2 separate regions of the Homo sapiens genome follow, and region 1 is linked to region 2. The links are chromatin loops, found by intact Hi-C in ENCODE. Cell type or tissue: Calu3. All regions are shown on one strand. Each heading gives the region's core, and the rest is flanking DNA. Links, peaks and the distances in the headings are about the cores only. Region 1 has its middle 21 kb from the start of LINC02498. Region 2 overlaps CLNK (cytokine dependent hematopoietic cell linker).

Region 1 (16,382 bases), core at 4,094-12,093, 59 kb after region 2:
GAAAGCAAAGTAGACCTTCACTGGACTAAGATGAGATAGTGGGGTTCCAGACAATGGAATAGAGACAAGAGACAAGGCAACAGTATGAGATTCCCAATGACAGGAGGAAGTGGCAGGAGGAAGTGGACAGTATTCAATATTGAAGTCAGAGAGACTGGGCTCAAATCCCATCTATGTGACTTCCTGACGCTCCTTAACCTTTCAGAGCCCCAGTTTTTCGCATCCGAAAGTAGGAGTATAATTTTTATGTCAAAAGACTTTCATGATTATTGTTTTGGATAATAATATAAAAACTAACAATATTTATTATTTCTAGATACTATTCTGAGTGCTTTATGCATATTAACTTGTTTAATCTTCTCAGCCCTTTGTGGTGAACACTATTTTTTTTTTCTATTTTACAAATGAGGAATCTGAATGCAGGAAAATAAGTAACTTGCCCAAGGTGACATGCCCATCAGTGGCAGAGCTGGAGTCGAGATGCACCTCTTAACCAGTGTACATAGATAGCATATACAACAGCATGTTAGCATATCTAGAGCACCCACAGAAATAAGCACAAAGTAGGGCTTACAGGGCATCATGGAGCTGCAGAGGAGAGCAGAGGCCAGAGGTGAAGGGCTCTACTTATCTTTTATCCTATAGACCATTGATAGTTCAGGGAAGGCAGGGCACATCATGGTCAGATTTTCATTTTAAGATAACCACTCTGGTGGTAGGGTACAGGAAGGCCTGGAGTGGATAAAGCAGAACATTGTTTTTGCAAGACATTAGAGGACGTTTCATGCATGTTGAAAGGAATTGAAGAGCCTTCATTCATAGCATTTACAGTGTCACAGAAGGAGCACGGAATGTAAAGGGAAAAAGATCAGGATTCAGTTTGTGACTGCCAAAATGCCAGAGACTACTTCTATGATTACGCTATAAAACTTTCTTCTTTTGATTTTTCTAGAAAATGAAGAGATCTATTGAAAAGCCTGGCTTAACAAATCAATTGAGATGGACCTACCAAACAGCATTAAAATACTCTACTTAAGCAGGGAGACTCACTTAATCATTTTAATAAAAGCTTCATATTAATAAGATTCTATGATTTGCAGATAGTGGTATGGTATCAGACATGAATCAGGGATCTTGAGTTTCAGACCTATGCTTATACTGACTCTATGTTCTTGTCTGTAAAATACAGCACTTGAAAGACTCAAAAAACTTTTTCAGTGGAATGTACTTTACATAGACTATCTATAAATTTCATATTTACTGAGCACCCACTATAATACCCAATAACTATCCTTTTCAAGTGTTCAAGGGCCAAACGTGTCTGGGCACTGTACTCAGAGTGACTTTCTTGTTTAATCATTAGCACTGCCATGTGAGGTTGGTGTGATCACTGTCCCCATTTTATGAACGAGGAGACAAAGTCTCGTGGAAGTTAAGTCATTTTCCTAAGATCTCACAGCTAATTTCAATGAGTCTTTCTGATTCTAAACTCCTACTTCTGGTACTTTGGACACGGAGAATTGATAAATTAATGGCAAAAAATGGCCATAATTCTCTATTCCTCTCTGTAGCCAGGTTCTTGTAATATGATATCCTAGATCTTCCATCTGGAGGTAAATTCCATTTCCCTCCTTTGAATCTAGATGCCTTGTAACTTGCTCTGGGCAACAGATTGTGGCGGAAAGGATGCTATGCCAATTTTAAGACCAGGCCTCCAGGACTGCACACTTTTCTTAGCTCACTTAGAACCCTGTTAAGTAACCCACCAAATAAACACCAACAGGCTAGACTGCTGGAAGATGAGACACACAAGGCCCAGTGGCTCTATCACCCTAGCTGACAACTGCAGACATGTGAAGCCATCCAAGATCACCCCATCATGGGCCAACACCCCTGCTGACATCACTGATGCAGGAGGGATCCCAGCTCAAACCAGCAGAGTTTGGACCTGACCATAAGAACTCCCCAAGCAACCCTCAGTTACAAGCTCAACAATTGCTTACTGTTTCAAGTCTTTGATATGGTGGTGTTTGTTAGGCAGCATTATTGATAACTGATATGATAATCATTTGATTGCAATATTCAGATGGAAACATTTCTGTAAGGGAAAGGGGGTTCTGTTAATAAGTACAACAAAGTAAGAGGCAAAAGGGAGCTACCCAGGTTGCCCTCTCTGTGGGGATCCTAACTCAAGCAAGTGCAGAGATCTGGGCTCTGGTCAGAAACACAGCCTTTGTATTTCTGGGCAGAGGAGTGAGGCATTAAGAGTGGTTGGTTTTCCGTGCTTCTCAGTCTGGGAGTGATGAGAGACCAAGAAAGCAGGAGTCACACCAACCAGCGCTGGGGTCCTTCAATCACAATTAAAATATAAAAGGAAAAAAAGTGGACTAAGTAAACTGAAGCAAAGAAACCAAAGGGTACCAGCCTTTCTGAGTTTTTGTTTTCTGGAATGCGTTCCTTATCATAGCCCTCTCTAATAATAAGAACCAGTGTTCTTCAAGAAGTGATTATGTGCCAGACACTGTGTGGCTAGTTTAAAAGCATGAACTCATTTCATTGTCATGATTTCTTGAGGCAGGCACAGTTCTTGCCCCCATTTGACAGTGGAAGAGACTGTTGCTTTGAGAGCAAAGGAACTTGATTGGAAATGGAGCTGTGAAGTGCTCAACTCCAAAGTCAGAGGCCTTGTTTCTCCCCTGAGCCAGCCTCCCAGAGGTAATTCCTATTAGATTAGGGTAATTAATACTACAGACATTACCTGTTCATGCCTTGGTTATGTCTGTCTCCCTTGACATTGTCATCTCCTCACACTCAGGTTCTGCCTGCAATTTTTTGTACAGTCCTCTTCACATATCACTCCTCCATAAAAGACAAATGAAGAATTTGATGAGAAGCATTGTGGAATCGGATAGGTAGAAGAGCCTATTTGCTTTGACTTTGGAACCCAAAGCTGTAAGCATGTTTCCTTTTGGGTTTGAGGTGTTTGACCCTGAGAATAAGATGTGTGCTATTTATACTTCAAGAGTCTGTCTTGACTTCAGATTGGTTTCATGCTTAAGGTGTGGTGGTTCCAGCTTCTCAGCAAACAAAAATTTGTAGATCAATATGACAGATGCAGAACGTGTAAGCAGCATACTCCTCTGTCTCTAAAGTTATGCGCTGGTGGCCAAACCTATGTCTGGAACACTAAAGCATCACTGATCTCAACTGACTCATTGCACTAAGTCATGGGAATTAGGAACAGGGAGACCTCTGAGGTCCTTTCTTCATGGAGTACAGGGCCTGGTGTCCAATACAAGCATAAGAAACATCAATTTCCCTTTGCAAAAACAAGTGCTTTCTAACTTGGGTCTTCAATCTCACAGAAGACCTTCTGGTCCAATACTGCAGAGTCACAGAACATTCTCTTCCAAGAATAGCTGCCAAATAATTTTGAAATATAAAAAGTATATATTAATCCATAAAACAAAATGTCTCAGAGAACACTGAGAGTCTTAGAAACACATAGTGTTTATGTTTTCTTCATGGAGTCTTATTGTTTAGAAACACTGGTTTAGCCCAATTAAAACTGGAAAGATACTTTTATTCTCCCTAAATTTATAAAAAAACTTAAATATTGAAGCCTGTCTTTTTCCTGAACATTAGTGGTGGAGGAGTGTCCAACTCAGGGCAGCTGGCTTTGTTTCAGCTCTCCCAGAGAACCTGGGTGACTTGACTTTGCCAATAAACTTTGTGAGTCTCAGATCATCCACTTTACTAAAGAATGGAATTGAAATAGATTATTTCTTGTCTTGTCCAATGCCAACATTCTACTGAAGTATTTACAAGAAGAATTCCTGACTACTCCTGTGATCTGCACCATAAAAAGAAGGTTTGAAGTTGGGAGAAATTTCAGAAATACTCTTGGGGATTCCAGAGGTTCATTAGCATATTCAACAGAACCTGAACATGGAAATATTGGCTGGGGCACCGGGAGACAATGGATATCGCGTTTCAAAGGAAGTGCGGCATCTGCTAGATCACATGCAGAAAGTTCAAAGTAGGTGATCAAAAGTGAGTTAGATGTCTCACCCATGTCCAAGGTATCAAAAGGGGCATCAGAGGAGAGTATAAGGAGAATTTTTTTGAATATATATTTTTGGAAAATATGTGGCTTTATTGTGAGACCTTTACCCCTCATAAAGAGAAAGGTGAGGAGGTGCCAGTCTGTCACCTCAAGCCTGGTGATTTGTGGGGGCAGGTGGTGGTCTTCAGCAGGACCACTTAGAGAATTTTGCTTAAGTCCCCTGCAGTGGAGTATATGGATCAGGGGTGGGGTGGTGGTGGTGGTGGTGAAACTGCCTTTGCAAAGATTATAACAATAACAATGAGAAAGATCTAACATAACTGACTTCATCTTGCTTCTAACCTCATTAGCTAACCACCCTGGCTCATTTCTGCAAATAGGCCAAACTAACAATGGGAGGAATTTAGCTTATAGTTTAACTTTAAAAAAGAAAAGACAATAACAGCCCTTTCCTGAAAATAAACCCCTCCATGCTTGGGGACTAAAATAGCCTGTATAGCATTAATGAAAAGCCACAAGTCTGAAATTATAGTCAAGGGTGGAATTCTGTTAAGGCATAAGCAGAAGTTAAATGGCAACCAGCCACTGTTTCTTAGCTTGCTTTTCTATAATTGCTCACTTTACTGCTCACAGAGTCATGTAGCCAGGGACAGTGGGAGGGACAAAATTTATAACTACCCCAAATTGCTTCTATAGATAACATCACTATGGTGAAACTGAGGACTGGTCTTTAAGATATTTTTCAGAGTTTACATTCTTGTGGACCAACTGATGCCCACCAGACATGTGGCCCATACCAAGGAAAGAGGTGACTAAACTGGTCCTATGACCCCCACCAGAAACTGACTTAGCTCATGAAGTTAATTTCAACATCTCAATGATTTCATTCCCAAGGAATCAGTAGCCCCCATTCCCTGGCCCATTGCCCACCAAGTTATGCTTAAAAAACGTAGTCTCTGAGATCTTGGGGAGGCAGATTTTAGAGACGCCTTCCAACCTCTTTGCTTGTCTTCGCTGTGATTATTAAATTTTTTCTCTGCTGCAAGAGCTGCTGATCTCAGTGCATTGGCTTTTTTCTGGGCAGTAGGAAAGAAGAACCCATTGGACTGTAAAAGTGGTGGTCACAGAGATCTGGAATCTGAATCATCCCTGACACAGCTAAAGAATAAGACAGAAGCTGACCAGTTGTATGTGGATAAACTGGATTGGATGGGGGAGATGGTGTTGTCAAGTGTCCCACACTCCACGAATTACTCTGGGAAAAGGATGTGTGAGTGAGACATGGACGAAATGAGTGCCATGAACAACAGAGAACTGGGGTGGATTAATCTTAACTCCTGTCCAAGATGGTGCTAGGAGGAAGGGGGAACAACCTCAGCCAAAAGGAGGTGGAGGAGATAGAGGAAGGTGCAGGGGAAGATGAGGTCATGGCCCATATCACATAGCTGTAGAGAGAGACCTGGGGGTAGTGAGGGGGTTTCTAAAATTTATCCTTAATATGGTTTGAATTTTTGTCCCCCCAAAATCTCATGTTAAAATTCGATCTCCAGTGCTGGAGGTGGGGCCTAGTGGGAGGTATTTGGATCCTGGAAATGGATCCCTCATGGATGGGTTGGTGCCTTCCCTGCAATAATGAGTTCTTACATTCTTAGTTCATGTGAAAGCGTGTTGTTAAAAGGAGCATGGCATCCCTCCCATTCTTCCCTTGCTCCTTCTCTCATCATGTGACAACCAAGCAGATGCCAGCACCATGCTTCTTAAATAGCCTGAAGAATCATGTGCCAAATAGACCTCTTTTCTTTACCAATTGTCAGATCTCAGGTATTCCTTTATAGTAATGCAAAATAGACTAATGCAATCCTTTTTTAGACATTTCATGGGCCTTTTGAAGCTGCCAAATCTGGGCAGCAGCTCGAAACATTATCGGCCAAACAAGAATCTTCCTGTCATTCTCTCCTTTCCTGCTTTCTTTCCATGTTACAAGCCTAGACAGGCAGATATTGTTGGGGAAGAGTGGTGGAAGAAAGTGCCAGGGAGGAGAAAGAGCTGCAGCCAACCAGAGCCCCCTTCCCAGGCTGTGGCTTCCACAAACTATAGACCTTTCCAGGAGGAGAGGGGCTGAGACTCAAAATCAGGTTTGTGATTTTGCTATTTAAATAGTAACAAACATTTTACACAGTAAAGCAAGATTATACTTGTGACTTAAATTGAGTAGAATATTTCGTGTTACTTAAGAGAGGTTAGGGCAGGGAAATAACTACCCTCCATGAAAAACTTAAACAGTGGGAAATAAAAGAAGCAAGTTAATATCTGCAAAGTCCTCCAGTAAAGAATCTTATTAACTTTGACCTGAGTTTTCCAAACCTATTTTCCTACAAACTTCTTTTTGTCACAGAAGAACAATTAATATGCCATGGAAAGGAGAATCATTTGGAACATACTTAGGTATATAGTGTTCAAATGGCTAAATATTTTCTTTTAGATTAATATGCAGAAAGTTATTGTTTTGATTTAAACAAATCATAGATCAAAAATCAGGACAGCAGCTGGTATATATATTCTGTGGTCCTTAGATCTCTTTTAATCTAAAATATCTTAGATAATACATTCATTGTGGTGTGTGTGTGTGTGTGTGTGTGTGTGTGCGTGTGAGTAGCTTATTCTCATATTTATTCCATGACTTTAAGTTAAATATTGCAAATCTCAGTGAAAAAGGCACTCTAGTTAACAAAATCCTGATTTCATTTGTTAGTCTTTTGTCAAGCCACTACATTATACATTCTGACATCAGTGTGGCTAAAGAATGTTGAAAAATGCTGGTAAGAGGTAAGAATTTTTCTTTTTTTATTCAGCATTTTGCTTTTAATGTATTTATGTACCTTAAGTTTTTTTTTCCCCTACCTTAAATCAACATCCTTCTTTGGTTTCAGTATCAGTAATAAAATGATCATGTAATTTTTATGACTATATTTTATTTTTTAAGGGGAACAAAAACAATAAATTGCCTCAAATACTTTCAATTAAAAATCAAATTCATATTATTGTCCTTTATATATTGTCAAAGTGTGTCTTTCAGGTCCGTGCTATTTAAAATGCAGTCTGTAGACCAGCAGCATTGAAACACTGGGGACCTTGTTAGCAACACAGAACCATAAGCCCCTCTCTAGACCTACTGACTTGGGAGTCAACTGCCCAACAGTGTTTGAGAAACACCTTATTATGACATTTACCATGGGGTTTATTGTCCGTGTGTTTAATTACACCTTGTAGCTTCCACCCCGCCCCATCATAATAGAACGGATAAGGGCAGAATTGAGCTGAATCCAGACCTGGGCAATTCACTTAAACTTCCAGCCCCAGTTCTCTTATTTTCAAAATATGGATAATAGTCTTTGCCACAATGTTGCAAAGTGAGACTTATTCAAAATAATAGGATCTGTAAGGGATCCAGTGTACTCTTGTGATTCAAACTAACATTCCACAAATTTTATTTCCAAAAGGAAAATTTCTTCTTCCTTCTTTCTTTTCTTCTTCTTTATATTTTGTTGTTGTCTTTGTTGTTTGTTTCTTTAACATCTACTTGTTTGGCAACTTCAGGTACATAGATTATAACTAAGAATATTAAATTAAGTTTACATTACTTAAGTATCACTATAATTATTATCAAAATCACCTGTGTCAAAATCCCTATTGGTTGCTTGGTAGGAGAAGCCCTGTGTCCTCAGCGCACTACTTCATCAGGCATGGTTATCTCACTTCCAATTCCCCAGAACATTACGGGCAGGAATTAGGGATGTGGGGCCTGCAGATGTAGGAAAATGCATTAAGAGCTCGTAGCTGCTTGGCAGAGAGAAAACAAACTGCCCCAGCTGCTTAGAATTAGGATCTGAGTCATCAAGAAGAGGTGAATTCTTTTCCTGAGCCTCCGCTGTTTGAGAAGGTAGGAAAGTTTTTTAATAATATATAACGAAGGCTGAACATGCAAGATTATTTTTAAAATTGGGATTTCTAAGTGAATGCCACAGAATTGAGGTTTCAGCAATATTAAATCAACAATAAGCGGTTTCTGAATTAATTCTCAAGAAGTTTCTTCTTTCGAACATTAACTCTCTCCTAAGCCAGGAAAATTTGTATGACTTTTTTCTTTTTCCTTGTTTTTTCACCTTTTGTTGGCTTTGAGGTTGAGGATTCTGATAGGATCAAGTAAATAGGATAATAAATAAATAAATGTCTCAGTTAAGGTAGGCATGTAAGCAATTTAATATTTCTAAAAGAGAACCATGAAGAACAATTGTGACCTCTGCTGAGAAGACAGAGTAGATGTACTTTTACCTACTTTTTTCCACTAAATACAACTAAAAACCCTGGGCATACTTTAAAAAATTTGAGAAAGCTTAATTGTGGGGAGAAGGTGACAGACTGGCTAGGGACCTCTAAACCTAAAAAACAACAAGGTGGTGAGTTCCCTGAGATTTCTTTCTGTTTTACGTGTCCCAAACTTCAGTTGAATAATTAACAATCAACAAATACTGATAGACACAGATGAGAAAAGCCTTAATGAAAACTTTCCCTCTCTACCAAAAGGAATAGGAAAGAGGCAGGCTGGCAAGACAGAAAACTTTTTTTTTTTTTTTTAATTTTTGGAGACAGAGTTTCACTCTTGTCACCCAGGCTGGAATGTAATGGTGTGATCTCGGCTCACTGCAACCTCTGCCTCCTGGGTTCAAGCAATTCTCCTGCCCCAGCCTCCCAAGTAGCTGGGATTACAGGCACACACCACCATGCTCAGCTAATTTTTGTATTTTTAGTAGAGACAGGGTTTCACCATGTTGGCCAGGCTGGTCTTGAACTCCTGACCTCAGGCAATCCGCCTGTCTCAGCCTCCCAAAGTGCTGGAGTTACAGACAGAAAACTTTTAGACAATAACTGTCCTATCGTAGCCAAACGCCACAGAAAAAAAAAAAAATTATATTCCACCCACACTGGCCAAGGATGAGTGGGAAACCTAGATGGTCACTTTGCTTGTTTGAAATGAGGGGCCCCAAATGCCCAGCTGGGGTAGTGTGGGAGGAAGCTGAGCAGGAAACTAGAGCTTTCCTCCTTGCCAGGCAATAAAAAGCCCCCTCTCCATGTCAGTGTCTGTAAAGACCATGTAGGATACCTAGACTTTCAGCCTCATTGAACAGTGATGTGTTTCTCTCCCTCCTCATTGGGGTAGTATCAGAGGGGGTGGAGTAAAAAGCCGTGGCCGGGTGTGGTGGCTCACGCCTGTAATCCCAGCACTTTGGGAGGCCGAGGCGGACAGATCACTTGAGGCCAAGAGTTTGAGACCAGCCTGGGCAACTTAGAGAAACCCCGTCTCTATTAAAAATACAAAAATCAGCCGGATGTGGTTATGCACGCCTGTAATTCCAGCTCCTCGGGAGGCTGAGGCAGGAAAATTGCTTGAACCCGGGAGGCAGAGGTTGCAGTGAGCTGAAATGGCGCCATTGCACTCCAGCCTGGGTGACAGGGCGAGACTCCAAAAAACAAAACAGAAAAGCTGTATGAGGCACTCCCACCCCACTGGTAAAGGGAGGTATCAATGGAGCCAGGTGAGAAATCTGGACTTCAATACCCACACTATCCCTGGGAGCCTCTTTCTTTCCCTTGTCAGAGTGGTATCAGTGGAAACCAGCTAAAACACGAAGTTTAAGTAAAATCCAGAGTCTCATAATATAATACCTGGAATATGCAGTTTTCAATAAAAAAGTCATTATACCAAGAACCATAAAATTTCAGTTGGTGAGAAAAAGACAATCAATAGATGCCAACAGAGATGTAAGACTTATCTGATGAAGATTTCAAAGAGTCATCACAAAAATGCTTCAATGAGCAATTACAAACATGCTTGAAACAAATGAAAAAATAAGAGTCTTAGCAAAAACAGCAAAGTCTTATAGAAAATAGAATAAATAGAGAAGAACAAATGGAAATTTTAGAAGTGAAAATACAATAACCAAAATTAAAATAAAACAAAATTCTATACAAAACCTCAATCTATGGGCTCAACAGCAGAACGGAAGAGTCAGAGTAAAGAATCAATGAACTGGAAGTAGAACAATTAAAACGTGTTGGATCTAACATTCATGCCATTGGAGCCCAAGAAAGAGAGGAGAAAGAGGGAAGGGTTGAAAGAAATACTCAGAGAAATAAATACTGACAACTCTCCCATTTTGTAAATACATAAATCCACATATTCAAGAAGCTAAATGAACCACAAACACAAAAAACCCAAATAGTCATTTTCTGAAAACTAAAGACAAAGAAAAAATCTTGAAAGCAGCAAGAGAGAAACAATATCATATAAAGAAAAAGTACGTTGATTGGCAGTGAATTTCTCATCGGAAACCATAGAGACCAGAAAAAAAGTGGCACAATATTTTTTAAGTCCTGAAGAAAATAAGATAACTGTAAAGCCAGCATTTTATATCTAGTAAAATATCTTTCAGGAATGAAGGAGAAATTAAAATATTCTCAGATAAAGAAAAACAAAAAAAAAACTAGAAGAATTCGTCACTAGCAGAAGCAGACCTGTTTTAACAAATGGCTAAAGGAAGTTCTCTAAACAAAACAACAAAAAAAATATGTTAAGAAATCTTGGAACATCAGAAAGAAAGAAATAACACAGTAAGCTAAAATATGGATAAACAAAATAGATTTTTCTTGTTCTCTTGAGTCTTCAAAATTATGTTTAATGGTAAAGCAAAAATTACAACCCGTCTAATATGTTCTAAATGTATATAAAGGAAATATTCATGATAATTATATTATAAATGGAAGGTGGAAGGAGAGATGGGAAAGGAGGTAATTTTTCCATATTTTATTTGAACTGGTAAAATGACAACACCAGACTGTGTTGACTGTAGTAAATGTTGAATGTATAATGCTAATACCTAGAGCAAGCACTAAAAATAATAAATAAACCTCTTCAAAAAGATACAGTCAAAAACTCCATAGATAAATCAAAATGTAATTCTAAAAAAGTTTTTAAATAACACACAGGAAGGCAGGAAAAATAAAACAGAAATGAAAACAGAAAGAATAAACAGAAAACAGAAAATAAAATAGCAATCTTAAGCCCTAACGTATCAGTAGTCATACTAAGTGTAAATGGTCTAAATACACTAATTAAAAGACAGATATTAGCAGAGTGGATTAAAATATATAGGCCAACTATATGCTTACTAAAAGAAACTCATGTCAAATATAATAATACAGGCAGTTTGAGAGTAAAAGGATGGAAAATGTATAAATCTTTTAATTTTAATTAATTTACAAAGATTAATCAAAAGAAAGAGTGACTGTATTAACATTAGATAAAGTAGACATCAGAGAAAAGAAAATTACCAGAGATAGAGAGGAACATAATATGATAAAAGGGCCAACCCACTAAGAAGACTTAACTGTCCTAAATGTGTGTGCATACACACACAAAGAAACAGAATTATAAAATATATGCACTGAAAATGGATAGAATTAAAAGAAGAAATAGATGAATTCACAATTGCAGATGGAGACTTCAATACTCTTCTCTCCATAATTGATAGAAAAAACCCAAGAGAAAACTATCAAGGGTATAGAAGAACTCAACAAAACCATCAACCGTAGCATCGAATCAACCTTTGTAGAATACTCCATCCGATGATGGCAGAATAACATTCTTCTCAAGTGTCCATAGAACATATATCAAGACAGACCACATCCTGGGACATAAAACAAACCTTGGCAAACTTAAAGTATTTAAAATCATACAGAGCCAATGTGGAATCAAACTGGAAATCAGTAACAAAGATACCAGAAAAATCCCCAGACACTTTCAAACTAAGCTACAATTCTAAATAACCCATGGGTCAAAGAGGATGTCTCCGTGGAAATTGAAAAAAAAATTCATTGAGTTGAATGAAAATGAGACTGTAACATAAAAACTTTGTAGGCTATGACTAAAACAATGCTGAGAGGGAAATTTAGAGCACTAACTGCAAATGTTAAAAAAATGAAGTCTGAAACCAATAATCTAAGATCCTACTTCAAGAACCTAGAAAAAAATAGCAAAATAAATCCAAAGGAAGCCGAGAGAAGAAAACAATACAGAACAGAAACAAATCAAAACACAAAATATATTACAGAAAAAAAATCAATGAAACAAAGTTGTTTGTTTAAAAAGATCAATAAAATTTACAAGTTTCTCTGAAAAGGCTGACAAAAAACGAACACAAATTACCATGACTAGGAATGAAAGATTACTAGGAACATCACTACAAATTATTTAAAGACTTCTCAAAACCCGATGAAAAAAATTAAATTAGAAAGTAGGCTAGAGATACGAACAGATATTTCGGAAGAGGATACGCAGATGACAAATGAGCGCATGAAATGTTCAACATCATTAGGTATTAAGATAATGAAAATTAAAAAACTGCAATGAGTTATCCCTACATACCTATTAGAATGACTTTAAAAACCTCCGCAAAACGTGTACCATTTACTTTCTACTGTACTATGAAAACGTAATGAGGTACAGAAAAACCACAAGAGAGATGAAAATAAAGAACTGAACAAAAATGCATACAAAAAAAAATAGTGACACCACCAAATGCTGACAAGGATATGTTGAAAATGGATCACACATACATTGCTGATGGGAATGTAAAATTGTACGGGGACGCTGGAAAACAGCTTGACAGTTTCTTAAAAAAATAACAACTAACAATTGCACTCCTGGGCATTTATCCCAGAGAAATGAAAGCTTATGTTCACACAAAAATTGGTACACAAATTAATTATAATATTAAAAACTGGAAACAATGCAAGTGTCCTTCAGTGGCTGAATGATTAAATAAACTGGTACATTTGTATCATCACATACTACTCAACAATACAAAGGAATGAATTGTTAATACATACACAACTTGGGGGACTTTCCAGAGAATTATGTTGAGTGAAAAAGTCAATCAAGAAAAATTACTTATATATGATTCCATTAATATAATATTTTGGAAATGAGAAAATTATAGGAATGGAGAACAGACAGGTGGTTGCCAGGGACTGAGGAGGGAGGTGGGGGCTCTGAGGAGGGAGTTGGGGGCTGGAGGGAACTGGGTGTGGCTATAGAAGGGCTGCATCCTGGTGATGATGGAAAAGTTCTGTATCTTGACTGTATCGACTGCATGCCCTGATGGTGATATCGTATAATAGTTTTGAAAGGACTACCACTGGGGGAAAATGGGTAAAGGGCACACAGAGATCTTTGCTTTATTTCTTAAAACTGCATGAGACTCTACAATCATCTGAAATTTTAAAAGTTTATTGAAAAATTAAAAAGGAACACATTGACATAATTCTCTCCCCAAGAATATGGGCTACTTCTGAGTCATGTTGTAGTGGAAAGAAGTGTAGAGAACATATGGTATGTGTAGGTAAAATCTACACTCCTTATAGGGAAAGATAGGGTAGAATATTGATACATTTTCTTCTTTTGTTCATTTGCTGATGAAGTCAATTTGTCCACACATTTATATTTTCATACATTCATTCATTTATAAACTTATTAATTCACTTGTTTGCTTTATCTTTCATTTAAACAGTAATTATCGAGTTGTATGTTAGGCGTTGTACTAAGCACCAGGAGAGGGAGAAGGAGCACGGCATGACCTCTGCATTTAGAGAGCTCACATTTATTTACACATTCATCAAGCAAGTACCAATCCAACCAAACAACCAAGGTTGACAGGTGCATATTGTATTGCCAAAGCCTGACATACTGCTTGGCATAAAAATATGAATAAACAGCCAGGCAGTGGCTCATGCCTGTAATCCCAGCACTTTTAGAGGACAAGGCTGGCAGATCACTTGAGGTCAGGAGTTTGAGACCATCGTGGGAAGCATAGTGAGACCCCATCTCTACAAAAAATACAATTAGCCAGGCAAGGTGGCATACGACTGTAATCCCGGCTACTCGGGAGGCTGAAGTGGGAGGATTGTTTGAGTCCCGGAAATGGAGGTTGCAGTGAGCCCTGATCATGCCACTGCATTCCAGATTGAGCGAGAGAGACCCTGTCTCAAAAATAAGTAAATAAATATGATAAGGTAAACATGCAAGAGGAAAGGAGGGAGAGCAACTCACCAATTTGGTGAAGAAGGATGTACCAAGTCACAGATTCAATGGGATTGAATTTTGATGACCCCCAGTATAAAATCCAAGCTCCTAAGCTCCTAAATATGAAACACAAGGCTCTCACCAACATGGCTCCAACATCCCCTTCCAGCCCCATCTCCCGCTAGCTCAGCTGGGCTTTATGTGCTTTCCATTTTCTCTGCGTGTGTTCCTGCTGTTTCCTCCACAAGAATGTCCTTTCTCCACTTGTCAACCTAGTGACCCACTATTATGCAGCTTTCGATAACTCTGTTTCTCCATAGCAGGGGGTGAATGACCTGCTCTTCTCTGCTCTCATAATGTTACCAGTTGAGGGTGTCCAGGTTTTTGGCATTCTTAACAAAGAATTACACAAAACACACAAACAAAGCAAGTAAAGAAGGAAGCAACAAAAGCAGATTTATTGAGATCTGCTATTGTACACTCCACAGGGTGGGAGTGGGCCCAAGCAAACAGCTCAAGAGCACCATTACAAAATTTTCTGGGGTTTCAATACTCTCTAGACGGCAGGGCGTGGTGGCTCACGCCTGTTATTCCAGCACTTTGGGAGGCCGAGGCGGGTGGATCACCTAAGGTCAGGAGTTCGAGACCAGCCTGGCCAGCATGGCAAAACACCGTCTCTACTAAAAATACAAAAATTAGGCAGGTGTGGTGGTGCATACCTGTGATCCTAGATACTTGGGAGGCTGAGGCACAATAATTGCTTGAACCCGGGAGGTTGCAGTTAGCTGAGATCACACCACTGCACTCCAGCCTGGGAGACAGAGCGAGACTCTGTATTAAAAAAAAAAACAACCCCTCTAGACATTTCCTATTGGTTACTTGGTGTATGCTGTATGTAAATGAAGAGGGTATAGTGAGGTTACAAAGTTCTTTACTTGGTATACAGGCTACATGCAAATGAAGAGGATGTTTCCTGTCATAGCTGCAGTGAAGTTACAAAGTTATTTACTTGGGCATAGAAAGTTGGGGGTTTTCCCTTTGATTTAGTTCCAGGAAGTGCTTACGATCCGTGCTTCCAGACCCTATTCTCTTGCCTCAGTAACACTTATGTATACATTTGGTTCAGGTTCTAATTATGCTAGTGGAGTATATTAAGAAGTTTAGGGATCAAATGGATAAAGACTAAATTCTACTTTTCCCACTTAATAATCCTTTTAACTCAGAGGAACTTGTGGGTCTCTCTGAATCTCTCTCTCCTTAAGACTTTATGGATATGAATAGGCTCTTGTCTCAGAAGTGATGTGTGGATTAAGAGAAATAACACTAAGAAAGTGTTTGGGAAACTGCCTGGAATGTAGGTAGCCTTGAGGAAATGCTGGCTCTTATGGTATTATGGGAAATCATTTTTGCGTTTCTATCCACTTCTTTGAGGCAGGGACTATTTCTTGTTCATTGAGACCCTTGTGCGGTAATAACAACATTATTAGTAATAATCATGCCTACCCCACACCATATTACTTAACTGTACATAGTAGATAACACAGGTTTGTTGAAACAGCTTGTTCGGGAATAACTAGATTGCAGGATTTCTTGTGTCTCTTCCAGTTAGATCACATTAATCTGTGTTCACTGAAATGCTAGTGCTCCCTGGAGAGGTCTGAGAATAACACAGGAGTCAGAGAGAGAGAGAGAGAGAGAGAGAGAGAGAGAGAGAAGGCAGGGCAGCGTGGCTTTGGTAACTTTTATGTGTGGGTGGGATATATGAGTTTGCCCAGGGATTAATAAGCAGCTATTTGAGCAGGAAGTTCTTCCTTGTCAAGAGCATAAGATGCTTTGCGCGATATTTCAGACCAAGAGTCGACGGGGTTGGGGGATGCTCTCAGCATAAGTCCTTATTATTGGACTAAAGGAACTGTATAAGGGCTTATACATTACTATATATTTAATATTTATACATATTTAACATTATACAAATATAATGTATGTATGCACACAACACAGTCCCATCTTTGATCTTTGTTTCACCGTTTCATCTGCCCAGGATGCTTTCTGCTGGATACCTGCATGGATAACTCCCTCGCCTCCTCCTTCAAGTTGTTGCTCACATGTCCCGCTCTTGAAGAGGCTTATCCTGCCATCCTATGTAATTCTACAACCCGTCTTCCCTATGCTCAGAAT
Region 2 (16,382 bases), core at 3,487-11,486:
TATTTTAACTATAATTTTATTAAAATAAAAAAATTGAATTCCACAGGGAGAATATTGTTTATTTCTTGTAGCATAATAAACAGATATCATGATTAACCTTCAATAGCAAAGTTTTTTAAGCAACTAATTTTCAGTTAATAGATGCCAAAAGCAGGGACTATTCAGAGAGAGTCCAAAATCTAAATGAAGGTGAATAAAGATGAGAACCTAGAAAGAGAAGCAAAGAACTGAAATCGCTTTCTCCTTGGTTGCTTTGCCAACACAGAGGAAAATGGCCTTTAATTTTCATGGCCTGGCAGAACATGGGAGACTTGATACAAAGCTCACATATTCTACACTGTGGAATAATCTAGCAGAAGAGTGACGGAAAGGAGTCTAATAGGAGGCCCACCTGTGTGTAAAACTGGCCCCTAAAGAGCTGCTCTCTCAGGGTAAGGGTGAACTAGAAATAAGCCTACCTCTCTACTCTCAAACATTGATACTTAAGGGACAAAATTTCCTCCTGAGAATTAACAAATATGCATGGGATTCCAGCCTAGATTGTCTAGAAACCTTCAATCTGAGTAATGTAAGGAAGGCCTGTTTTAATAGTTCCTTTAGGCACCCCAAAAAACAAATACAAATTTTCTCTGGGGGAGCACAATTTCAACCCAGGCCTCAAAGAATTCCCATGGGTTAATTTGTAAGAAATATGAGCAGGCAGACAAAATAAAAAAAAAAATGCTTCAGATAACAGCAGCAAAGTGAGAACTAGAAGAAATGACAGACAACAGGATTAGCTGTTCAGTCTAGATATTAAAACTAGTGGACAAATGTTACAGCCATATATCCATTAGTGGACACATGAACAAAGTGTACATATTATGTTTAACTAAGGAAAAGGAACTTTCATATAAAAAATAAAAATGAGACATAAAAATGATCAAGTAGATTTGTGAAAAAAATTATATTATAGGTTTAATACAGTTTAGACACAAATAAAGATACTTAACTCATTAACTGATATGTAAATCCTTAAAATGCATCATTCAGCATTCAGGCTAGAGTGAAGAAATAGAAACTCTGAATGAAAGGTTGGGAGATGAAGGCTAAAACGTGACGGTCTAGTATACATCTAATCAAAGTTTCAGAAAAAGATGGGAAAGAATGAGAGGAAAAAATACTCAAAGAGATAATGACAGAGTACTGAGAAATAGTGAAAAACAACAAAATAGAGAATCAGGATATCCAACGTATCCAAAGCAGGTTAAATAAGAAAAAACTCACATCTATCCATATTATAGTAAAACTACAGAAAACCAAAAAACATAGAGAAGATTTTAAAAGCATCCAGAGAGAAAATAAATATTGCCTTCAAAAGCTTTTATTTTTCATTAATACCTGTTGTTTGCCAAAGGGAATAAGAAATAAGTTTATGAGTCTGAGAGAAAACAACTGTCAATCTGAAATTATATGTCTAATAAATTCTAATGAAGTTATCATTGTAAGAAAATAAAGGCTTTTTTAGCATTAAAAAGTCTTTTCTTACTATATGCTTTCATTTAAAAAAAATTCCAAATTTTGTTCTTCATACTGAAAAATGCAATCCTCAATGGAAGGTTTGACATATAAAATTTGCAATCTATGCATCTGGCAAAAGGCTAATATCCAGAATCTACAAGGAACTTAAACAAATTTACAAGAAAAAAAAACAAACAACCTCATGAAAAAGTAGGTAAAGGATATGAACAGACACTTCTCAAAAGAAGACATTTATGCGGTCAACAAACATGAAAAAAACCTCATCATCACTGGTCCTTAGAGATATGCAAATCAAAACCATAATGTGATACCATCTCACATCAGTGAGAATGGCGATCATTAAAAAGTCAGGAAAGAACAGATGCTGAAGAGGATGTGGAGAAATAGGGACGCTCTTACACTGTTGGTGAGTGTAAGTTAGTTCAACCATTGTGGAAGACAGTACGGCAATTCCTCAAGGTTCTAGAACCAGAAATACCATTTGACCCAGCAATCCCATGACTGGGTATATACCCAAAGGATTACAAATCATTCTACTATCAAGACACATGCACACATATGTTTATTGCAGCACTATTCACAATACCAAAGACTTGGAACCAACCCAAATGCCCATCAATGATAGACTGGATAAAGAAAATGTGGCACATACATACCATGGAATACTGTGCAGCCATAAAAAAGGATGAGCTCATGTCCTTTGCAGGGACATGGATAAAGATGGAAACAAACATTCACAGCAAACTAACACAGTAACAGAAAACCTAACTCCGTATGTTCTCACTCATAAGTGGGAATTGAACAATGGGAACACATGGACACAGGGAGGGGAACATCACACACTGGGGCCTGAATTTATGATTTCCTTTGCCAGTTTATTTAGAATAAAGTTGCATGTGCTTTAAAAAATAAATAAATAAAATAAAATATGACCAAAGACAAAGAGTATGCTAACTATTTGGGTAAATATTTAAAAGTATTGACTGTTTGAAACATTAATAATAAAAATCTTTAAAAAATTAATTAATAACAGAATTAAAATTCATGACAGCAGTAGCATATAAATTGTGAGTGATCAGAATTCAAGTGTTGAAAGTTCCATTATTACTCTACAAGACTGTAAATATATCATTTAGCTATAGATGTTGATAATTTACTTGTGTATTAAAATATCTATGGAAATCACAAAATAGTAATAGAATATATAATAAACATAAGATAAACTGATAGAAGTAAAATGGAGTTAGAAAAATACACATACATATATGCACACAAACAACAGGAGATCAAAAAAAAAGAAACAAAAAGGGGGGTCAAATAGAAAGCAAAAAATAAAGTTTAGAGATAAATGTCAGTAATTTTAGTAACTGTAAATGGAGAAAATTATCTAGTTAAAAGACATTTGAGGCCAGGTGCAGTAGCTCATGCCTGTAATCCCAGCACTTTGGGAGGCCAAGGTGGGTGGATCACCTGAGGTTAGGAGTTTGAGGCCAGCCTGGCCAACATGATGAAACACTGTCTCTACTAAAAAATACAAATATTAGCCTGGCATGGTGGCGAGCACCTGTAATCCCAGCTACTTGGGATGCTGAGACAAGAGAATCACTTGAACCCAGCAGGTGGAGGTTGCAGTGAGTGGAGATCGCGCCACTTCACTCCAGCCTGGGTGACAGAGCAAGACTCTGTCTCAAAAAAAAAAAAAAAAAAAAAAGGAAAAAAAAGACATCTGTTTCACTAGATTAAAAATTCTGTATGTTTTTTATAAGATATATACCAAAAATGTAAGAATAGAAAAGTGTCAATATAAAATGATATAAAAGATGGAGCATTAAAATACTAAAAGAAGCTTGCTTGGTTATTATATTAATGGCAGGCAAAATAAACTCTTCAGGAAAAGATGTTTTTCCCAAGCAGGTCACTACATTACAACATAAAAATTAGTTCACCAGGAGGGAATAATAGTTTGAAAATCCTGTTTCAATCATACATGTATTTGCAAATAACTATCAGGAAACAGACAAATTCACAATTACTTTAAATGTTTTTAATGCCTGGTCTTTTAATAATTTACAAAATTCTTGTTGATATTTCTATAACACTGCATGCAATTATGGTGGTATCTACCTTCTTTTCATGCACACATGGAATATTGCAAAAAAATGCCCCTTATATCATTCTACTATAAAGACACATGCACATGTATGTTTATTGCGGCACTGTTCACAACAGCAAAGACTTGGAACCAAGCCAAATGCCCATCAATGATAGACTGGATAACGAAAATAAGGCACATATATACCATGGAATACTATGCAGCCATAAAAAGGATGAGTTCATATCCTTTGCAGGGACATGGATGACACTGGAAACCATCATTCACAGCAAACTAACACAAGAACAGAAAACCAAACAACACATGTTCTCACTCATAAGTGGGAGTTGAACAATGAGAACACATGGACACAGGGAGGTGAACATCATACAGTGGGGCTTGTCAGGAGATGGGGGGCTAGGGGAGGGATAGAATTAGGAGAAATACCCAATGTAGATGACAGGTTGATGGGTGCAGCAAACCACCATGGCATGTGTATACCTATGTGTCATGGGTATACAAAATGTGCAGACAAACCTGCACATTCTGCACACGTACTCCAGAACTTAAAGTATAAAAAAAAAGAACGTAAAATAAACTCTCAAAAAAAACTCACAAAATAAAGCTTATAGACTATTTTTTACAACTGCCATATGATTAAGTTAGAAATCAGTGACAAGGTAGTAAAAATGCTCCAGAATTTATTTATAAATCAGCAAATTATAATTCAAAGAATAAATAATAATGGGAATTTAATATTTAAAATTAACAGTAATATAGAAATACATAACTGAAATATTTATAGTAGAACAGGATGGCTAAAATTTAATTAACAAAGCACCTAATTTGGCGAATCAATGAAATAACAAACTCATATTGCCAAGAACACAGACAGAAGGAAATAATAAAAAGAAGTTACTCGTATCAAAAATGAAATGAAAATACAGAGGACTACTGAAATTTATTAACCTTTGGCAAGCTTAATCAGGAACAAAAGTGGAGACACCAACAGACCAAGTAAGAACTGAAAAAGGGAACATCATTATAGGCACAACAGACTTTAAAATGGTAAAAGAATATTAGTGAACAAACACGTATGTAGAAAAATATCTAGCAACAAAAATTACTCATGAGGGAATAGTAAAACTGACTATCTTTCTATAACCATCAATGATATTGAACCAATAGCTGAAAATCTTCCCTCAAGGAAATACCAATTCAAGATCAGTTTGCTGAGAAAGGTCCAACGTATTCCCCATTACATAGTCTCTTGTCCAGAATGGAAAATTGGGAAATACACTGCAACTCATTTGATGAGGCCAGCACAAATGTGATGCTAACCAGCAAGGAGAGTGAAAGAAAGAAAATTACAGGCCATTCTCATTAATACTCATTAATGAAACACTGCACTAATGTACTAACAAATAATAATATGTCATGACCAAGTTGAATTTATCTCAGAAATTCAAGTTTCGTTTAACATTACCAAACCCATTAACATAAATCTTTATATTAACAAAAGCAGAAGGAAAAATATATAATCACTTTAATAAATAAGGAAAATATTGATTAAATATATAGATAAATATATATTGATTAAATATATATATATATATATAGAAAGTCTCTTGGCAACCTAGAGTCTTTAACCTGATATTCAAAGCCTACCTAAACCTGAAAACAAGCTTTGCATTTTGTGGTGAAACATTAGAGCATTTACCTCAAGATTTAGAACACAGGTGCCTGCTATCACCACTTTAATCTAGCCTAACCAGTGTAGTCAGGCAAGAAAGAAAAAAATGTAAAGGAAATGGAGAGGAAGAAATAAAATTTAATTACTTATAGATGATATAATTATCTATATAACAAACATAAAAGAATAAACAGATTATTCGAATTGATAAAACTTTTAGGAAGCCTGTTGTCTGCATCCCATCAAAAATATACACTACCAACAGACATGAAAATATGAAATGTTGATATCTTAGCATTTACAATATCATTAAAATAAGTAAAATGTCTAAAAATGATTTCTCGGCCAGGCGTGGTGGCTCATGCCTGTAATCCCAGCGCTTTGGGAGGCCGAGGCGGGCGGATCACTAGGTCAGGAGATCGAGATCATCCTGGCTAACACAGGTGAAATCTGTCTCTACTAAAAATATAAAAAATTAGCTGGGCGCGGTGGCAGCGCCTGTAGTCCCACCTACTAGGGAGGCTGAGGCAGGAGAATGGCGTGAATCCAGGAGGCTGATCTTGCAGTGAGCCGAGATCACACCACTGCACTCCAGTCTGGGTGACAGAACGAGACACCGACTCGAAAAAAAAAAAAAAAAAAAAGGATTTCTCAAAAAGATGTTAAGGTCTGGTCTTTTGGAAAGAAAATTATGAAACATTGTGGCATTATGTTGAAGAAGTTCTCTCTGTCTCTTGGTCTCTCTAGAGATATATAACATGTTCGTGAACTAGAGAACCCAACGTCATAAAGATGTCATTTATCTTCTAAGTTATCTGTAGATTTCAAAGTAATTCCGGCCTAAAACCCCCAAAGACAGAGAGAGAGAGAGAGAGAGAGAGAGAGAGAGAGAGAGAGAAAGCGAGAGAGTGTGTGTGTGTATCCTATATTTACATGAAAGAGCAGACATTCAAGAGCCAACGTCCTGCTGAAGTGCTAGCTGGGGAATATAAATTCCAAGATATCATGAGCTACAACAAAGTTATACTAATTAGGACATGTGCATTGACATGGGGCTGATAATGTATCATGGCAAAGAAAACCTAGAAAAGATCTACCTAATAAAACTTGGTTTACGACAGAGCTGGCATTGCAGATGAGTGGAGGAGGGATAGATAGCATTTTTTTTTTTTTTTTTTTTTTTTTTTTTTGAGACAGAGTCTTGCCCTGTTGCCCAGGCTGGAGTGCAGTGGTGCGATCTCGGCTCACTGCAAGCTCAGCCTCCCGGGTTCACGCCATTCTCCTGCCTCAGCCTCCTGAGTAGCTCGGACTACAGGCACCCACCACCACGCCCAGCTAGTTTTTTGTATTTTTAGTAGAGATGGGGTTTCACCGTGTTAGCCAGGATGATCTCGATCTCCTGACCTCGTGATCTGCCCGCTTTGGCCTCCCAAAGTGCTGGGATTACAGGCGTGAGCCACTGCGCCCGGCCGATAGCATTTTTAATATATAGAGCCGGGTAAATTGTTTATCCATGCGAAAAAGAAAAAGAGAGAAAGAAAAGATCCCCAAACTCCTCCACACTATACACAAATTAATCAATTGCAGGCTATTAAAGATTTAAAAGTGAAAGGCAGATTTTGTGATGTTTGGAATTCAACGTAGGAAGCTATGATCTCATGTTAAGTTTCTTTAAACAATACACAAAATGAATGAATCATAAGGAAAAGTTCGCTATGACTCATTGACCTGAAATTACGGTCACCAAAAGGAAATATCAAAAGAGAATAACAACTCAAGTCACAAAATGAGAAAAGTGTGCAGAATAAATAAATAATGCATACAAATCAATATGAAAACGACAAATGCCTGACCAAAAAAAAAAAAAAAAAAAAATCTTTTGCCTGGCAAAAGATTTGACAAGCATTGTGTGCAGACGAGAAAAGCTTAATGGCTAATAAATATCTGAAAGGATGCTTAGCTACACCATAGTCAACAAAATACAGATTAAAGCTATACTATAGTCAAAAAATACAGATTAAAATCACCCACTGGTTTCGTAAAAATTAAAACTGCCAGTATGGAAGGACTGGCATGACTTTGTCCAAAGTCATGAAGTAACTGGGTCACATAGGCACACTTGTGGGTAGAAAGCATAAAATGACCTGGCTGCTTTGGTAATTGTGACATCGCCTAGTAAAATCAGAGGTGTGCATACGCTGAGTCTCAGAAATTTCAGTCCTAGGAATATACCTTCTGTACAGATACTCCTGAATCTATGCTTTAGGACATGTAAACTGGATTGTTCTTAACAGCACTTGTATTAGCAATATTTAGGAAACAACTCAAGTGTCTATTGACTGGAGAGTGTATAAATAAATGGTATTATATGCACATAAAAATATTATATTTCCATAAAATGGAAATAAATATGGCTATCCACAATAGCATGGATTATCTTTGGAATGTACATTGGGGCAGTCATAAAACAGACTATAGAACAATCAGAACTAAGATTTACATAGCTCACATTATGTTCTAGATGCTGTTTTAAATGTCTTATACAAATTAGCTCATTTAATTCTCACAAGAATACTACAAAGTACACACTATTATTATTTTAATTTTGCAGATGACAAAACAGGTACTGAGACTTCTTAACTTTCTCAAGAACTCATAGCTCGTAACTGGTAGAACCAGTTATCAAAACTCGGCAGTCTGGGTGCAAGATAAAATCTGTAACATGATTCTTTTGGCAGGAATCTCAAAACCCAGCAAAACCAAAGTATTTATAATGATATAAACTAAAGATAAAAGCAAGTGAATGATTAACCCACACTTCAGGATAGTTTTTGCTTGTTAGGGGTGAGGAGTTGTGAACATGAAAGGAGGAATGAAAACATCAGAATTAATGGTAATTCATAAAAACTGAGAATGCATACACATATCTAATATGTTTTATTGTTCTTTATGCCTTATGCATATTTTATAAGTATTCCTTTGTATCTAATCAACATTTAAAGCAATTGAAAACATTAAAAGAGAAAATGAAACCTTGACAAAGATGGTAGAGAAATACTTCATGTTTCTTCATCATAAAACTCCTCGAATCTTTGCAGATAGAGTTCTTAGAAAAATCTACAGAAGATGAACTGGATGTATAATTTCCGTTATTCACAGAATTTTTGTTCAAACAGACAACAATGGGAACAAATGGCAGCACAAATGCCTCTAATTGCAGCCTACCCAAAAGGAGGCATTTCAGGGCAGCAGAATCCAGACGGCCAACACAGGATTTTAAAAATTGTCAGCCAGATTCAGGCCTTTATTCTCCTTCTGATTTTGCACTGCAGCTTCTTCTTCTCCCCGCCAATCGAGAGATATGAAAAATCAAATTCCACCATCTATCCTAAGTAGTCAAATTATCTTTCCAATTACTTAGAATCAGCTTTTGAGCAACAGAAGTCAAATTATCAGTCTTAATGTTATTCTTTACATTAAATCTGGGTAGAAGTTCTCCAGCTGCTGTAATTACTTGAGGAAATCTATCCCCACTGTCTCCTCCATTTGCTGCTTGGTAACATCCCATTGTTCCTCAAGGTCAGCTCACGTCACTGCCTCTGTGAGGATGTCTCCTCTAATGCCACCACACCCCTTCCCAGGATTTGCTCCAAGTAGAATAACCACTCACTCCTCTGTGTCCTCTTAGCACTTTGCACACACTCAGAACAGAGGACCTCTTATTAGCATCCTGCTCACCCACTATCACTTGCTGATTTATTATTATTCTCACTTACAATGAATGTTCTTCATGGTGGAATATCAGGTCCTATGAATCTTTAAATTGTATCCTGAATATCTAACAGCAAAGGCCCTTGCATGAAGCAATGATTGTGATGATGATATAGCCAGCCGACAGTATCTGTTCCAGTCATCTGTTGCTGCCTAACACACCACTCCAAAACAGTAGCTTAAAACGACGGTTTGTTTTTATCTCTCCTGGTTCTCAGCTGGGGGGTTTCCTCTAGGGGTCTCTGGTGCTGTTTCATTCAGATGGTTATTTCAGGGCTGAACTGAGCTGAACGCCCAGACTGGATCCCTGGTTCTCAAGGCGGGTGCCTAGTGCCCCAGCCTCCCTATCTCCCCAAAGGGTGTCTCCCCAGGGCTTCTCCGCAAGGCTTGGGTGTCTACAGTAGAGCGGCCATAGCATATGACTTTGGAGGAAGGTGGCTTCTAAAGGCAGGAAGCAGAGCTGGCCAGACTGTTAAAGACTATGCACGGACCCGACACAGTGTCCCTTCTGTCACACTCTGTTGGTCAAAACTGCTGTAGGCCCATGCAAGTTAAGGGAGGTGGAGAAATAGATTCACCCTTGAATGGGAAGTGTCAGCATACACTGCAGAAAAGCATGTGGGGTGGGATACGTTGTTGTAGCCATCTTTGGAAAGTATTAGATTGGTGTAAATGTAATCACAGTTTTTGCTATTAAAAGAAATTGCCAATTTGGGAGGTGAGGCGGGTGGATTACCTGAGGTCAGGAGTTTGAGACCAACCCAGCCAACATGGTGAAACCCCGTGTCTACAGAAAATACAAAAAATGAGCTGGGCATGGTGGTAGGCACCTGTAATCCCAGCTACTCAGGAGGCTGAGGCAGGAGACTTTCTTGAACCCGGGAGAAGGTTGCAATGAGCTGAGATCGTGCTACTGCACTACAGCCTGGGAAACAAGAGCGAAACTCTGTCTCAAAGAAAACAAAACGTAACACACAAAAAAATGGTAATTGCTAAAAGTGTGATTACTTTTGCAGCAACCTGATTCAATTGGCTACAGCGCCTATGGCATGCTCCCTATGTACCAGACACGGTGCTACACACACTGTATACATTAAGTCGCTTAACTTTCTCAACAACCCTTTGAGATAGTTACTATAACGATTTCATTTAATAAAGAAAATGAGACTCAGGGAGGCTAAGTTCCTAAAATGTCACGGCTCTGTTGGCACATGGCCAACCAATATTTCTGTTGGATTATTGCAGAGCTATACTTCTATTGAAGTATTTGTTCTCCCCAGTATGGGAGACAGATAAATATTTGACTTTATCATCTCCTTTCACGGATTACCTCAACAGAATCCTTTCTAACCTCTCTCAGAAAAAATCCTCCCCACCCCCATAAAAAATACAGAGAAGAATGGAAGTCAAGAATGAAGAACCAAGCTGGAGGCAACTGATATCTGGCTTATGGCAAGTACTTCTTTCCTCTTATTTGTGACCTGATCTCTCTTTACCAGGAATTCTGAAATTTTACACATCTAGATCTCCAGGAATTCCTTTTTTTTTCCTTTCCAAGGGATACATTTTCTAGGACTTCCTGATATTGGTCCCAAATCATATTAATTAAAAACTTTTGGCAATCATTTTACAATTTTACTGTCAGGTGTACTTGAACTTAACAAAATTTTCCTGAAGTCAAGTTTTCTCCTTTCTTATGTCTCATCTGTAGGGGAATGTTGGGCCAATGCAAATTATAGACATGCAAATGACCAGTGTTTTGGACTTCATGGCTAAAATAGCAATCATAAATGCTGGACTTTATTACTGATTTCTCTGTATGTTTTTATAATCAAATACTATTCTGTTATAAACTATCATCATGGATCAGGTTCTCCAAACACTGGTTTAGTTCACAATATTTCCTAGGATGATTGTTTTTCCTTATTTCCATGTAACAAAATGCAGCCTCTTAATATTTGGGCATGATTATGTTAATTGAATTTGTCAAATTAGTTCATGAGTTGTGTTGTTTTCCTGCAGTGGAAGACCATAAAATATGGGATGCCTAAGGGATTGAAAGATTGCATAGCTATAAAACGACTGTAATAACATTGGGAGACATTATACATATGATACTTCAAGTTAAAAACAAAATAGAATGGATAGTTTTATTGGAAAGCCTAAAAGGAAATATCCAATACCATTTACCGTTTTTCAATGATTCATTTAGTGGTAGTTTCTCTTTATGTATATATTTTTGTATCTTAAATGTTTTACAAAGAATTACATTACTTACATGATAACAAACTCATGCATTAAGTACATCAGAGCCTTTATTATTCTTTGTGACATTTTCAAAGACCATAATGATGAAAACTCTAACCTTGTGGACAGTCAGTAGGAGATTTTGTTCAGCTGGAAGTTTCCCAAGTGGTGATAAGCTAGTTAAGTCAACTAGTTCTATCAGCAGCTGGTAATCTTGCCAGTAAGAGAGAGAGAAGACTATCTTGACATCCTCTATTCCCTCATCACCGACCATCTTTATTGAGTCTCGAAGCCAACCACACCTGCTGCTCCTGCAAAAGTATCACTGGCCATGTCTGCAACCTCTGGCAAACTCTATCTCTGGATTTCAGCTATGTTCCCTCACAGCTTGCAGCTTTTTAATTACTAGCCAACCACGAAGCTGAATCCTACCTATATGACTTTGATAGCATCAGAGGACAGACCCAGTTGGCCCGAGAGTTGGTTCATAATTACTTCTGGGTAACTAGGAGGGCAGCCATACTGACTACACAGCTGGGTGTAGGACTCTGATCTCAGGGTGCCAAAATTGCTTGTTCTCATTTTCTCTAGATTCAGTGGGATTTACACTTATTTATTCCTGCAAATCAAAGTGAAGGTGCCCCTGGAGGTCGAAAGCAGGGGTTGTTCACACATGTCATGAAGGAAAATAATGATCTGGAGTTTACATGGAGTTTTATCATTCATACACACGAGAGAAATATCATCTATTGGGCAGCTCCTGTGTGCCAGACATTGAGCCCTCTCAAGAGGAGCTGATACACATCACCACCTAGGAACTGAATACATTTTATTGTGCAAGGTTTCAAAGAGAAAATATGCCTCTAATGGGCAAAACAGTCATTCACTCAGGTGATGTATCCGTGATGAGAAATACACAAGCATGATGTTCTTAATCACTATGTCTTATGATATAAGATCACGGATTTTGGAGTCAGAAATATGTCAGTTTTATTCCTGAATCTGAATTTGGGAAACTTGTTCTTATGTGGCAATATGGAATGCTGTTTTAGTGCTGAGCCATCAGAAAGTATGACATAGATCCTCATGGAGAATGACTAGCACAGTGCCTGGCGTGTCAGGGAGGGTAAACAATTTTTGTATCATTTTTACTCTTTCAGTCTTAAAACTAGACACTGCATTCAAGTGAGAAAAGTATTGCAGAGAAATATCACTATTTTTGCTTAGGAAAATGCAAAATGTCAATGATTAACATTGACTTGAAGGTGACTTTGTTGATGTCAATACAAAGAGGAATTTTCTTGCTGTTTCCTAAGTCATAGGCTCAGAAGGTAATCAGCTCTTTATCCAGAAGAGTGTTTGAGAAGATTCTCAATTCTGTCTCACACAGCTATTGCTAAGGAAATTATAACCATGTGTGGAAGGTAGAATTCTATACCTCTACGAATCTCTCCACCTCTAAATATCTATCTCTATTTTATTGTTTTGTTTACCATCAAAACTCTTTCCAAAACAAGCAAATAGGAAATACATATTCCCTATGCAAGAAAAGAACTGCTAGGTTATTACTAGATAGTATGAACTTGTGTTCCTACATAATATTAGACTATTATGGTAGAGTTACATAATGTATGCAGCATACACAGTGTTGTCTGCTGGGGAGCATCACAACACCGTCTGCTCTAATACTCCTAGAGTATATAGTGTTAAGTTTAATCTTGGTGATAAAACTGCCTCATAAAACTCTATAGGTAGCAACTTAAACGTCCAACACCAAGGGCAAGATAAAATAAACTGCCAAATAAAATACAGGTTCGCCATGCTTGATCTAAATCCCCTGGGGCCAGGAATTCAGAATATGGTGGATTTTAGAAAAGTAACACAGTGCATGTGCTGTACACTGGAACAACCTCTGGTTATTAAACACGCTAATATTTCTGTAGTGAAACATGTGATGGTTGGATTAATTGGGATTAATGAAGAACATACATTACCTCGTTGCATGTCAGGTTTTGCTGTCAAATTAGCTACAAAAACCTTTCAGTATTTCAAAGCCTTTTGACTTTGAAATTGTGGAGAAGGGGTGAGAAACCTTATTTAAGTCATAGCTCAAAACACCATGATTTTAAAGAAAATTTAATCATGTAAGACAATGTTCAGAAAAGGAAACATTGTTATTAAATGAATGACTTAAAACAATGAGTTTTAAAAGTAGATTTTCTAAAATTTTAAGATATTACACATAGATATAGAAAAATAAACTAAGACAACTGTAGCAAGTTAGTGCTGGGTGTTAGGATAATTGGCAATTTTCATTCTTCTTTGTAATTTGTATATTTTCTAAAATTTCCGTCAATACTGGAGACAATTTCACCAATGAACAAAACAAGCTTAATAACTGCTTAAGCCTTATTTCAAAGTGGACACTCTGGAGACCTTTGCTCTCTGATCTATCCCCAATCTGGGATGTGCAAGAGTGACTTTCACCCAAATTCCCAAAAGAGCCTGGGTGGCCAGTGCAGGGCATTGGCTTACTGGAAAGAGCCCAGAAGCAATCACTCAGGTGACTTTGTCTCTTCCAAAGCACTCAGAACCACAGCGTCAAGGTTCTTATCAGTCCTGTCCAGAATGATGAAGAGGTACTGGAAACCAAACCCCAAGATGCCCTTATCTAGCCCCAGCGGTGTAATGGGGCCGCTAGTGGGTCTGTCTGCTCTTCTCTAATAGCACCGAGGAATGAGGCTTTCTGAAGTTTAATGGATTGCTAGGGAAGCTGCAAGTTTTGTTGCAGGGAAAGTCAATGAAAAATAGCCTGCTAATTTCCGAAGCAATTTAGAATCATGACATCCGGATCCCTTCTTAGTACTTGTGGAGTTTTCTCATCACTCTCTATGTAATACGGAAATAATTCTCTTTACATATGGCTAATGCTCTTTGAGGGCAGGGACTAGATCTTATTCAACTTTATAAATGAGGTGTGTGAAATGTATACTCAATAAATAAATTTGTATATGATTTATGTATACTCAATAAATGCTTTTGACTGAACTGATACAATCATATAAAAACATATGTGTGCATGTGCTTGTATTGTATGTCTGCATACATATACATGCATATATACCCATAGGTTCACATACACATGTACATATACAATATATATTTCTATATCATCCATTCATTTATACTTATAAAATTTTCATTGTAAAAGTGCTTAGTGAGAGATAGTCCTATGATTTAAATGTTTGTGAACCCCTTAACTTCATATGTTGAAAGCTAATCACCAAGGTAAGGGTATTAAAAGGTGGGGCCTTTGGGGGCTGATTAGGCCAAGAGGGCAAAACTCCCGTGAAATGAGATTAGCACCCTTATAAAAGAGGTCCCAGAGACATTCCTTGCCTTCTTTACCATGTGAAGACACAGCAAGCAGACGGCTGTCTATGAATCAGGAAGCACTCTCACCAGACACTAAATCTGCTAGCCCCATGTTCTTGGACTTCCCAGCTCCCAGAACTGTAAGAAATAAATTTCTGTTGTTCCTGAGTTACCCAGTCTGAGCTATTTTGTTATAGCCACCCGAGAAGACTAAGGCAGATAGTAAGGAATTAGTCATAGTTACAAAGTCTGCTTAGGATTCCAGGTTATAAAATTGTAAGAAATTCCAGATTATAGAATTATGAGACATTATTCCACAAAACTGGATGTAGATTACATTCAGTTGAGCATTAACAAGTAAAAAAAAAAAAGGAATGATGTCTGACTATTCTGGTTTCTTTGCTTTGGGGAAGGACACTGAAATTGTTTTTGTTTAAAGCCTCCCTGATGATTCTAACGCTCCTTCAGGTTTAAAATCTACTACCTTGAATTGACTGGGTTAATAATTTTGACAAAGGAAGTGAGAACTACCCCACAAGGCACAGCAAAAGGAAAACCTCTGTGTGTGTGGTGATGGGGGGCACACATTTCCAAACTACACTCACACCCAGCCTGACATGTGGCTCCTTCTCTGAGTCATGCCTTGGCGACTGCTGTGGATAAGTTCTCAAGTGTGCCAGGAAGGAAACGGTGCTGGGAACTCCTGTTCTAGTTCAGCACTTCTCAGGCTTTAATGTGTCCAAGAATCAACCGAGGATCTTGTAAAAGTATGGATTCCGACTCAGCATGCCTGGGCTGGGCTGTAGCAGCTGAGATTCTGTGTTTCTAACAAGCTCCCTGGTGATGCTGACACTGCTGCTGTGCAGCCTGCCCTTAGATCAACAGCATCTCCCAGCTCAGGACACCCTGGACAGGAAACCCGAAGGTGGAGAATAAAATGTGGAGTGTACTAGGGCATCTTACCTTTCATTTGTGTGGTGCCAGCTTATGCATTTCTCTTTAATGTGTAAGCGTACTGATGGAGGCGTTCTAATTTTAATATTTACTTTTTACTTTGGGGCAGGCCAGCAGCAATCCCATACGGATTGACTGGCCTGAGGGTGCACAAGAGGAAAGAGTGAAGAAGAGTTTGGGACTAGGGGAGGAAAAGGATGCTCTGAGCTTTAGGAAAGAAGAAGAGTTATTCTTCAAGGCAGGTTCCTAATGTTGAGGTGTCAGATAGTCAAGTGTGAAGGCTCCCCGTGGACTCATCCTAATGGGAGGAAGCTAACATTTGTGAAATGGTGACGGTTTGGCTGTCCTCTGGCCTACGCATTGCCAGCTTCAAATCTAAGGTGACTGTAAAGCTGAAATCACAAAGTTTCCCTTTGGAAAGCTTGGTGAGAAGCCATGTTCAACAGAGACCAACTCCCTGGCTAAAAGACAAAGCCACTGAAAGTCCTCATAAAAGGGGAAAACCTCTCCTCTTACAGAAGAGGCCCTTGGCATAGGGTGGAATCATTAAAAGACATAGAGTCGGGCGCGGTGGCTCACGCCTGTAATTCCAGCACTTTGGGAGGCCGAGGCTGGCGGATCATGAGGTCAGGAGACCGAGACCATCCTGGCTAACATGGTGAAACCCTGTCTCTACTAAAAATAGAAAAATTAGCCAGGCATGGTGGTAGACACCTGTAATCCCAGCTA

Evidence for each region. Peaks named below come from ENCODE experiments on the same cell type or tissue, not always from the same donor. Only the 100,000 strongest peaks of a DNase experiment are listed, where the experiment ranks them.
Region 1: it touches region 2 in a loop (14-fold over the local background); 2 of 110 quality-filtered maps call a loop at or near these places.

Annotation. Positions count from the first base shown.
Region 1 is chr4:10,708,002-10,724,383 of GRCh38, forward strand. It overlaps a transcript of CLNK not described here. Among named protein-coding and RNA genes, the nearest start is that of LINC02498, 21 kb to the right of the region's middle. In Calu3, for the core only: no CTCF peak of the experiment used is centred there; no DNase peak of the experiment used is centred there.
Region 2 is chr4:10,649,172-10,665,553 of GRCh38, forward strand. All of the region lies in intron 2 of CLNK (cytokine dependent hematopoietic cell linker), which reads right to left. Among named protein-coding and RNA genes, the nearest start is that of CLNK, 27 kb to the right of the region's middle. RefSeq lists a silencer at 13,929-14,106. In Calu3, for the core only: no CTCF peak of the experiment used is centred there; a DNase peak (open chromatin) is centred at 8,010.